2 separate regions of the Homo sapiens genome follow, and region 1 is linked to region 2. The links are chromatin loops, found by intact Hi-C in ENCODE. Cell type or tissue: right lobe of liver. All regions are shown on one strand. Links, peaks and the distances in the headings refer to the core of each region. The heading gives the core; the rest is flanking DNA. Region 1 overlaps TTC29 (tetratricopeptide repeat domain 29). Region 2 has its middle 21 kb from the start of REELD1.

Region 1 (5,393 bases), core at 142-5,141, 680 kb after region 2:
ATTCTTTACAGATGATGTTACAAATAGAAATGTATTTAAATATGCATATAGAACTATGCTGGTATCATCTCTATTTTTTACACACATGCGCACATACCTATGCATACAAATATGCTACTGTTTAAGCCTCATTGCTAATATTTGAGAGCAAGAAAAGACAATTATAGTGGTTTAATAAATAGGTTCCTATCTAAACCTTCATAGTTATTGCAAATTATTTCTTTTAACCAGAAAATCTTCTTTTATTAAAATAAATCGGCTATCTAAAAAAAAGGAATGTCAATCTCTACCATTAGATTTGAATTTCTCAGGTTTTAAATTTCATAACAGAGAACCATAGCCCAAGTTCACTTGCTGTATGAAAGAGAATTGTTTTAAACACAAATAGAAATATAAACAAAACTCAGATTTATTCGCTTAATCATTATTTCATTTGGCCATAAACTTTTTAGGCTTTGGTTTCATTTACACATTAAAAAACTTTTATGAATATTAGTCTAAATTAACAGATGCTGTTTTTAAGCATCAGAAAAAGAAAAATCTTCTTGAACTGATGCCATGATACTGGATGAAAATAGAGAATGCTGGTAAAATTTATGGAGAGATTTAATATTAGGAAATATGAGGAGAGTTCATCTGACAGGAAAAAAACGTGCCATTCACAGAAGCAAAAGTTGTCACATTCGTGGACATGCTGAATGTATCCTGAGGAAGATCTTTGCCACTGCAGATACTTGGGGCTGCAACGAGATAAGGGATGCAGCTTGAGAATGCATTTGAGAATGAAATTAAGTAGTCAAGCATTTCATATGGGTTTTATTGCCATTTAAGGGCATTATTCATTCAATGGAGATGTTGTTAATTGTTTTGAATTCACATCAACATCTCCCTAAAAAAATGCAGAGATTTAAAAAATCTAGAGACTGACAGAAAGCAGAGCTGAACAATATGGCATAACTCCACAGCAGGTGAATATATAGAGATGCTGGGAAATGGAGAATTTACTGCTAAACAGCCATGGAGATATTATAGTGTTTTAAAATTCTGCCTTAAACTATTTTGAATAGCTACTATTTATAGAACACCCACAATGTGTCAGGCACTGTGTAGACATCATTTCTAACTGGCACAATAACTGTATAAAGAACTACTTCAATTTTTACAAATTAAAAAACCTGTCTTCAGTGAGGTTGTGAATTGCCCAAAGCCATACAAGTTATTAATAGTAAATGGCAGAGTTGGAATTCACACCCAGCTCCCTCTGGTTGCAAATTCTGAATTCTTCCCATTTCCCTACATTGCCTCCTATTATATCATGTATTGTTGCTTTTTCTTCTTCTCCTCCTCCACACAATGTTTTATTTATTGCATTGATTAGGAATTTGATGTTATTTGACAATTATGATGCAATCTTTCAATTGGTAAGCCATTCTCTTTATCCATGGCAATCCATGTTTAGGTTGGGTTGGAGACAGAGATCAGTATCATTTTGTGACTCCCCCAGAAAATCCTTCTCTTTAAAAGGAGAGAGCAGACAGCCAGCAGCATCCAGGAAGAGCAAATTAAATGGATATGGTTCCCACTCAAGGGTGTAAACTCTAACGGGAAAAACACTGACAAAGACAAACATTTAAAAGGATAAAAAGCATATACTTCTATAAATATAAAAAAGATGAATAGATGCAATGAATAGAAATTACAATTTATTTTACTTTCTCTGCACCTAAACTAATAAATCTAACAAGTAATATAAAACCACCTAAGTAGGTCTTTGTATAAGTTATTAGGTGAATTTTTAAAATCAAAGGCATTATTGTATATTCAATTATATGACTGATATATTTAACATATTTTTTTCATAGGATAAACTGAATTATGGAATCAAGATGAAGCTTTACAGTCAGTGAAATATTTCAAAAGCGGTTCAATAAAAAAACCGTACTTTAAAACAAGATCATAAAATTTTCATTTAATCTGACAAAGATAAAATCAAAAGATATGTAACATCTAATCAAAAGTCAGGATAATACTTTTATTTCATTAAGTTAATATTTATAAGTCACGAGTGGGTTATCCATGTGTCAGTTATAACAGTTTTACATTCATATGGTAGGGATAAATGTTACTGGAATCACCTACGGGATAATTACATTGACTTAAATTAATACTTAAATAGCTTCAGTTAATATAATTTCCTTGGAATAAAGTGAATCACTATTCTTACCTATCTTTTTCGGTGTAGATAGATATTATGTATATCGTAATCAGAATTTAAAAAGTCATTTCTTGACATACACCTACTAACTGATAAAAATTATATGAGTTGTTTATGTTTTATAGTTTTTGGTAAAAATGCTATTTTTTCCCAAAAGCTAAAATAACAATATAGCATTTTCCTAGCCATATAAATGTATAAAGAGAGAGAAGTTAAAAAGACAAAAAATTTGAGAGTGTTTAAAATGACTTTTTACTTTAAAGCCATATAGAATTATAATGAAAACTGAAAGCATTTTTCTTAATGCTTAGGTTGTTCACAATTATTAGTCATAGTATTGATTAGCAATGATTAAGAATTGGGCTACCAACAGCCATATATGTATTTTGTAAGAAAGATTAGTGAGTTAAGATTTTTAGAATTCTTAATTTATTTTCCATGCACTTCAAAATATAGCAAGAAAGAAGTTTCAATATAAAAAGGTCTTTAAATTTACATGATTTCCAATGAGTTGACTGGTCTCTGGGGGCATCTACTGGAAATTTAGCAAACTGCAGTTACATCATGTAAATTTGGTAACTTTCACTATCCATCCTAATACAGATATTATTTTAATTGATATGCAAATAAGTTGACAAAGAAGATAAATGTAAAGTTATGCATGGTATTCTATCTCATCCATCTGGTAACAGCAAAACATGTAGCTGTCTATGAGATCAGTTAACAAATATTCAACTGTTAAAAATGTAAATAGGGCAGGTGGCATACCATAGATTAACAGTTTTCAAAGCATCCAATTCTTATTTTTGGAAAAATTAGAAAAATATTTTATACTTAAACATTCACATATTTAATGAGAAATTTTTATTAATCCAAATAAAATATATATATAAAGCACTTTTAAATTATGATGGATTCTCTAAAACAAATCATTTTGTATCTCATACATCCACCAATCATAAATAATATGACTACTGCTTATTTTCTATATGATTTAATTTAATTATTACATGTTAACATCTCAAAAAGTAGAATTTATTATACTTGGATCAGAAGAATTTTTCATTATAGTCATTACAACTAGAATTCATCATTAAAATGAACATTGTTATTAATGTCCTCTAAACATTTCAGAACCTCCTTAAAGAATATTGAACATATAATGAACACAATACAATCATTTCAATGTATTATAATTTAACATATTTTAATTAAAAAGCTCTTTTTATAATATTATGTTATGACTAATCATATAATTTAAATATCACAGCCATTATAATGATCTTGATTTTTTTGCAGAATTTATAGACCATATTCACTTTGAGAGATTAAAAATATAATTTGAAAGTATAAATATTGTGATATGCTTATATTTTACCATTATATATTTTATATATTGCTGTAAAATTTATATAATTTATATGTAATTTTTATAAAATGCAATTAGATATTATATACATTATATATTATTTATAATATATAATTAGATATTATATAAATTATATATTATATATTTATATAAAATTATGCATTATATAAATTTTATATTATATTACTTATATTAAATTATATGATACACAATTTATATAAAATTATATATAAAAATTATATAAAATTCTCCTTGTAAAGAGTCACATAACATTTTAGCTTCATTCCAAAGAGATTGTCTAATGCAATATATTAATTTATAATTTTTCTAAAAATTTCTTAGAATTGCTATCCAAATAAATGATTTCATCTTTTATTATATGAACTGAAAAAATTAAGCAATATAAAAATATTACCAAAAAGTCAGAATATAAATATTAATATAGCATTCTGTTTCAGTTTTGATTTAGACTCAATTTAGGTAGATAGGCCAATTTAACAATTTTAAATACATAAATAAAATCTGCCCCCCAGAACATTTTATGGAATAGAATTTTTATGTGATTATCAAAACAGTTACGCGTTTACTAATTTGAACTTTAGACGAAACTGTTACATATGCAAGTTTTGCTTTGTATTTTTGGATTTTTTATCTATTAATAATAAAGAAAAGCATAGTCAGAATTTCAACATTTTAAAAGTATATATACAAATTGAAAAATGCTATTTTGAAAAAACTAACCTAAGTTCAACCTTTATTTTTTAAGAAAAAAACTAGTAATAATTAAGGAATAAAGTTTATCCTCTGGCATTTTGTAAATAGTACTATCACTAATATAACTCAACGAATAATAAAAATATCTAAAAATTTGATCAGTAAAGATTCTCTCAATAGCCTGATAAGAATTCATTTCAACATGGGTGATTATATTTTAGAAGTTATGAAATATTTGTGTAGAATGGGACAGAAATTATTTCACAGATTCTATTTTGATAGAACTGATGTTTTGCATTAAAGGCAGTCACTTTTTGTGAGATCAACAAATGTTTATAAACCAAACTATATTTTCATTGATGATTATTAACAAATATCAGAGGAAAGCATGCTTATTTAGCAAATAGTACAGGACTATAATCTTTACAATAACTTTAGATAATTTCCTTAATAACATAAAGGCATTTTTTATGTGCCCACTTGCTCAAAGTTATTTATTCAAGTGATTCCCATTTAATCAAATATTTCAAGTACAGTAATTGTTATCAACCAGGAATGGATAAACTATTCATCAGACAATAGAAAGTATTACCAAAATAGTTACCCACGGTAGCTGTCGCACAGCACTTCAGCATCATTCATTTTCTTTATCGAAAAACCTCAAACATACACATTTTTAAGACTTAAAAAAATACTGTTTGTTTTAGAAACATTTGTTGATCTCACAAAAAGTAACTGCCTTTAATGAAAACTTCTCTAGTAGTCTGGTAAAAAAGGATTGGAAGAAAAGCTCCTTATATGAGGTTAATTACATATGCAATTTTGATAAAAGTCTTATTACTTCCAAACTCCTTTGAGAAATTCAAACTTTATACAAAATAATTTGTGTAGAAAAATTTTAAGCCAAAGATTCCACATGGAAAGATATTAAATGAGTGTTAAAGGAGAATTTTTCAGGGACAGTATTTTCAAGCCAGGATTACAACACGACTCCAAACACCTTTGGCTAACTGCAGCAAATCATATGGATTCTTGTTCTTTTCTTTCAGATTACACTGTACTTCTCTACTATAGAAAAACCAGTTAAACCTAAGC
Region 2 (5,393 bases), core at 133-5,132:
AGGACATCACAAAATCATTCAGCTCTTTTGGTTGATGTAAAGATTGAATGCATACACAATATTTAGCTATCCATAACCAAACTGACATACCATTGTCATTAATATTATCTTGAAGCTGCAACACTGTCTTTACGTGTAGCCCATTTAGAGAAATTCTGTGATCATGAAAAAAAGTCACTTTCTTTTCTTTTTTTTTTTTTTTTTTGAGACGGAGTCCCGCTCTTTAGCCCAGGCCGGATTGCAGTGGCACAATCTCGGCTCACTGCAAGCTCCGCCTCCCAGGTTCATGCCATTCTCCTGCCTCAGCCTCCCGAGTAGCTGGGACTACAGGCGCCCGCCACCGCGCCCGGCTAATTTTTTGTATTTTTAGTAGAGACGGGGTTTCACCGTGTTAGCCAAGATGGTCTCGATCTCCTGACCTTGTGATCCGCCCGCCTCGGCCTCCCAAAGTGCTGGGATTACAGGCGTGAGCCACCGAAGTCACTTTCTTTCTATGACAAATTCTCCTCTTCTTCCTTTTTTTTTTTTTTTTTTCTGAGATGGAGTCTTGCTCTGTCACCAGGCTGGAGTGCAGTGGTGCAATCTCAGCTCACTGCAACCTCTGCCTCCTGTGTTCAAGCAATTCTCTTGCCTCAGCCTCCTGAGTAGCTGGGACTACAGGCACGCACCACCATGTCTAGCTAATTTTTGTATTTTTAGTAGAGACGGATTTTCATCATGTTGGTCAAGATGGTCTCTATCTCTTAACCTTGTGATCCGTCCACCTGGGCCTCCCAAAGTGCTGGGATTACAGGCGTGAGCCACTGCACCCGGCTGACAACTTCTCTTGAAGCAAACTTCCCACCTCACTTCCCTGGCCCAGTCACTTGAAGGCCACACGAGTTGTCATGGTAGTCACTGGCTACAATTCCTACCACGTATCAGATAATTTTTTGCTGCAGCATTCTGACTAGACTCTTTTTTGGCCAGGGCAGCTGGAGTCCATGGGCCTATACTCAAACTACATAAGTGATCGTGAAGGTCCTCTAAGCTTCACAGAAGCCCCAGAGGGGAATGAGTAGGAAGTGTTAACTTAACCTGAAAGCTCTTACTAAAGCATAAAGCCATTAAAAGTAAAAAGAAAAAAAAAAAAAAAGAAGGGAAAGGACTCAAATACAACATCTTAAAATAGTTTTTGTGTTTTGTAGGAACAGCTACAAAATTGCTCAGCCAACCTCTTCTTGGAGGAAAGAAGGTATGCGGCTAAACACATATTTGAGGGAAAATGATGGATAAATAATTGCTGAAAACTTATTATATTTTAAACTAATGCTTTTATATCTATAGTGCTAATTTAATAACTACACACCATGGGTAGTGGTAGCCTTAATCTTTTTATATTCAGAGACTATTTTTGATATTTTCAATTGATTTTTTCCCATAGATAGAATTTTAGTAAAGTACAACTTAACATTTTACTGTAGCTTGGCTTGCTGTCCCACTGTTGAGGCTATCTGCATTAATTTGCTGTTATGCTGTTTGTTTTCCTTAAAAAAAAAAATTAATTAGCAAAAAAAAAAAAGTCAGCAAACCAGTAAATATTTAGACATGGGTCACACTTTATTTGCAAGTTATCTGGGAAGGGCTGGCAATTTATGAATAAATTTCAGATGATGGCCATGTCCTCTCCCTGTTTCAGACTTCCAGTATTAATCAGTGATCCTAGCCTTTCTGGGACACAGACTGCGTGTTCTGATTTCATTTCACTCCAGCCTATCCCTCTTCTAAAAGTAGCAAGAAACTTCTTTTATTCAAGTGAAATTAATTTGCATTAACTTGTTTTATTAAACTTGAGAACTTCTCCAGGCTTACAGTATTCTGAGCACTCTGCTCCATCTGCCCTGGCATGGTGCAAAACCAGGGGTGGTCATCTCTGGCTCCTGGTTTAGCATATCAGGAAGACATTAGTGATAAAAGGAAGACTAGTGGTTTGGTTGTTTATTCTGCTCTTTAAATTCACAAAGAAAATGGGAGCGTTTTGAGACTCCTGTTCTACCCATGACGATTGAGGCCACCAGGACAACTACAGCCTGTCAGATGTATTCCAGAGATTTTTTGCTTTCAAAACATAAATCAGTTCATGTTGCTGTCTCTGAATTCCCTAATGGTTTTCCATCTCTCTCAGAATAAAATATGGACATCTGATTGGGCTATGTCCTGCGAGAGCTGGCCCTCTGACATTGCCCTCTTCCTGTGTGTTCACTGTGCTGCTCTGAGCTCTCCGGGAAGCTCTGTGCAGCTCCCTTGCTCTCCTGTTGTCTGGAACCCTGTTCCCCCAGGCATCCAGCCTTCAGAGCTTTCTTCTAGAGCTGCCTCAGCAGAGAGCCTTCTCCTGACCATTGCAACCTCTAATCAACCTAGCCTCCTACACTGTTTAATAATATTGATAGCACTTATAACCACTTGAGTCATATATTTATCTGTGTTTGTTTATTTTCTGCCTTCCCCAGACACAGATGCTTCATAAAGACAAGGACTTTGTTTTGTTCACTGCTATATTCCTAGTACATAGCTTGGAGTCCACTATTCCTAGTACATAGTAAGTAATCAGTAGGTATGTGTTACATTTGTAAGTGAAAAGTTCAATACCCGTGTTACTATCACCAGCTCTTAGTGTAGATTAAAGTTGAATACGTGGCACCTTGGGTAGCTCCAGAACACTTGGGAATCAGGCAATGTAAGTTTCCCTCCTAGAGGTGAATTAAAAAGAGTTCTATGGGTGACTGTCCTCAGTGCAGGAAATGCTCTTATGTCTCAGATCCAAGGCTCCAGGGAGTTCTGGGCAGGGAGGAACCGAGAATAGACTTCCCTCTCGATCTGCGCTGGGGCAGAAGGAAGGCTGACTGGAGTCTTTCCAACTCAGAAGCTCCGCATGACAGCTTTTCTTCAGGTTACATCATGTGGCGCAGGGTTTCTCAACCTCCGTGCTGTCACCATCTGGGGTTGGATATTGCTTATTTTGGGGGCTGTCCTCTGCCTTGCCGGATGGTTAGCAGCATCCCTGGCCTCTACTCAGTGCCAGTGGCTCCCTCCTCCCCAGTTGTAAAACCAAAATTGCCTCCAGACATTGACAAAGGTCCCCTGGAGGGCAAAATCACCCCTGTTGGGGAGCCACCGGTCTAGGAAACAAGGCATGTGACTATAGGCCCCAGGCTGAAGTGGCATTTCCCACATGATTTCCACACCCAGGGATGGAGTGGGCAGTACTGAGATGGAGAACTACAGGGCTTACAAATTGGAGTGCCTTTAAAGGTCTTCTGACTCAGTGGTTTTTAAAACCAAGTCAGTAAACCAAAAAAAAACTGAATGCTCTAGGGGAGGTTTGGGGATATCTTCCCCTCCTGTTTCCTTCTCCCAGCATCCCTTTTGCCCATTGCCTCAGAAACTCAGGGCTCCAGCAAACAGGGATTGAAAACCATGAACAACGCCTTCTTCAGATGAGGAGAACAAGGCCACGGAGAGGTCAGTCCAACAACAAGCAAGTCTAGGGGAGTCCTCAGATTCCTTCGACCCACCCTGACTTCCAAATCCGCTTTTCCTTCCACCATACTTGGCGGCTCATTTATTCTCTTGGATCATGTTAGGTATTGTAAATATTTCAACAGATCCAGAGAGAGCCAGGAATCAAGCAGAAAAATGGCCTGGAGTGATCACTTTACAGCCACCCTGGGAATGAGGAGGATGATAGGACACTGGAGACTGGTCAGTCATAGTGAGTGAGGCCTGGGCATGACCTGCCAGGCTGTGACAGGGCCCCAGCAGTGGGCCAAAGGGAGGAGAGACAGCAAGGGAGGGAGGGACTGACATTATCCCAGGTAGGAGCTCACCACGGCAAGAAGATGTTTCTCATTGGTTTACAGCCACCATCTTGAACTCACTGCCTTCCTTTCTGTGGGCTCTGCAATTTCCTTCCTTCAGATGGCATCTTGGGAGCATCGTCCCCCCTCACCTGATGATAGATGTCTTCTGCAAAGTGTTTTGTTGCTTTATATAGGAAAGAGGGTGCCTGGAAATACATTCTATTGGATATTAAAGACTGTATTTCCCTGATTTATTGTCAAGCTACGCATGGTTGTCTGAGAGGCAAGGAACCAATGGGATATACATTTTGACTAATGATTAATTATTATATCGAAAGTGATATTTTCCTATCAACTGATAGGCAGGAAAAATAGACTAGAGCTTGCTAGGTTAGCACCATGGGTCACAGATGTTGCCTCTGCATTTTCAGATTATATTATCCATTACAGGCGGCACCTTCTCATTTAAAAATATAATTTGTTGTTCTCCCAGACGAAAAAAGAAGCTGACATTTCACATGCAAGCCAAAGATTAGAATCACTGCACAGGGCCGCATATGGAAGTACATTAGGATGTGGTGTCCCTGAATCAAGGACACCAGGCGGCCAGTGCTGGGAGAGATGTAGAAGGCAGTGACTTCTGATCTTTATTATGCAAATGTGCAGCCCCCGAGCCAGGCTGTTTAACCTCATCAGGGGAAATGTCGCTGATCATTTCAAGCTCCAAATGTAGCACAAGCATTAGTGCTAGTATGTTATTATTGTTATTATTATGATTTGGCGGGCATATGGAAGCCCAAGCCCTCTGATTTAAGCTCAGTCCCTCCTTGCTCAGACCCTCTGGGATTGGACATAAACTCCTCTTGATATTAAACAAACAAATATTTTTTTCTTTCTCTTTGTAATGCTTGTTGGTGAAACATTTTGCAGGCCTGGTTGTCTGCCAAACATGGGTGAGGATGGTGAGAGCTTCATGAAATGCAATCTCTACCCCAGAGGCTTAGTGACAGGGTGCCTTCTCTCTCCTCCAGGGCTCTATGCCCCAGTGGCAGATGCATCTAGAGGAAGCATAAAGAATGGAGTAGGGGCAGGAGAAAGGATGGATCGGGGAGTGGAAATGGTAAGGAGGATTGAAAAGAGAGATGCTGCATGGGCTTAGAAGGGGAAATTTCCCTTATTCCCACTTGCGGGTCATTGCTCTCTCAGAGCCATAAAGGAAACTGAGGACCTGCTGAACAGGCAACAGAGAAGTAATTAAACGAGAAGGGGGAAAGTCAAAGACAGCTGATTAGTGGCCCAGGGTAGTTGAATGCAAAGGTTGAGCATCTTTGAAATCCAGATCGCTAGACCTCAGTTGGCAAGGTCCGACTTTTAGAAGAAATTAAGTAAATAAAAGTGACATATTAAGCTGTAGTAACATTCTAGAGGAAAAAAAAAGCAAGCAGTACACATCCCTTTTTCCTCCGCCAGCCTGGAACAAGGAGGGAGATTGGTCATTGCACAACTGGAAAGACTAGAAACTTCTCCAGAGACTCTTAGAGTCCTTCTCATCTA

What was found. Peaks named below come from ENCODE experiments on the same cell type or tissue, not always from the same donor. Only the 100,000 strongest peaks of a DNase experiment are listed, where the experiment ranks them.
Region 1: a loop joins it to region 2, with 5 times the contacts of the local background. A loop is called at or near these places in 57 of 110 quality-filtered maps.

What each region holds. Positions count from the first base shown.
Region 1 is chr4:146,913,923-146,919,315 of GRCh38, forward strand. All of the region lies in intron 4 of TTC29 (tetratricopeptide repeat domain 29), which reads right to left. Among named protein-coding and RNA genes, the nearest start is that of TTC29-AS1, 17 kb to the right of the region's middle. In right lobe of liver, for the core only: a CTCF peak has its summit at 2,747; no DNase peak of the experiment used is centred there; H3K27me3 peaks cover 909 bases.
Region 2 is chr4:146,232,887-146,238,279 of GRCh38, forward strand. No RefSeq gene overlaps it. Among named protein-coding and RNA genes, the nearest start is that of REELD1, 21 kb to the left of the region's middle. In right lobe of liver, for the core only: no CTCF peak of the experiment used is centred there; no DNase peak of the experiment used is centred there; H3K27ac peaks cover 277 bases.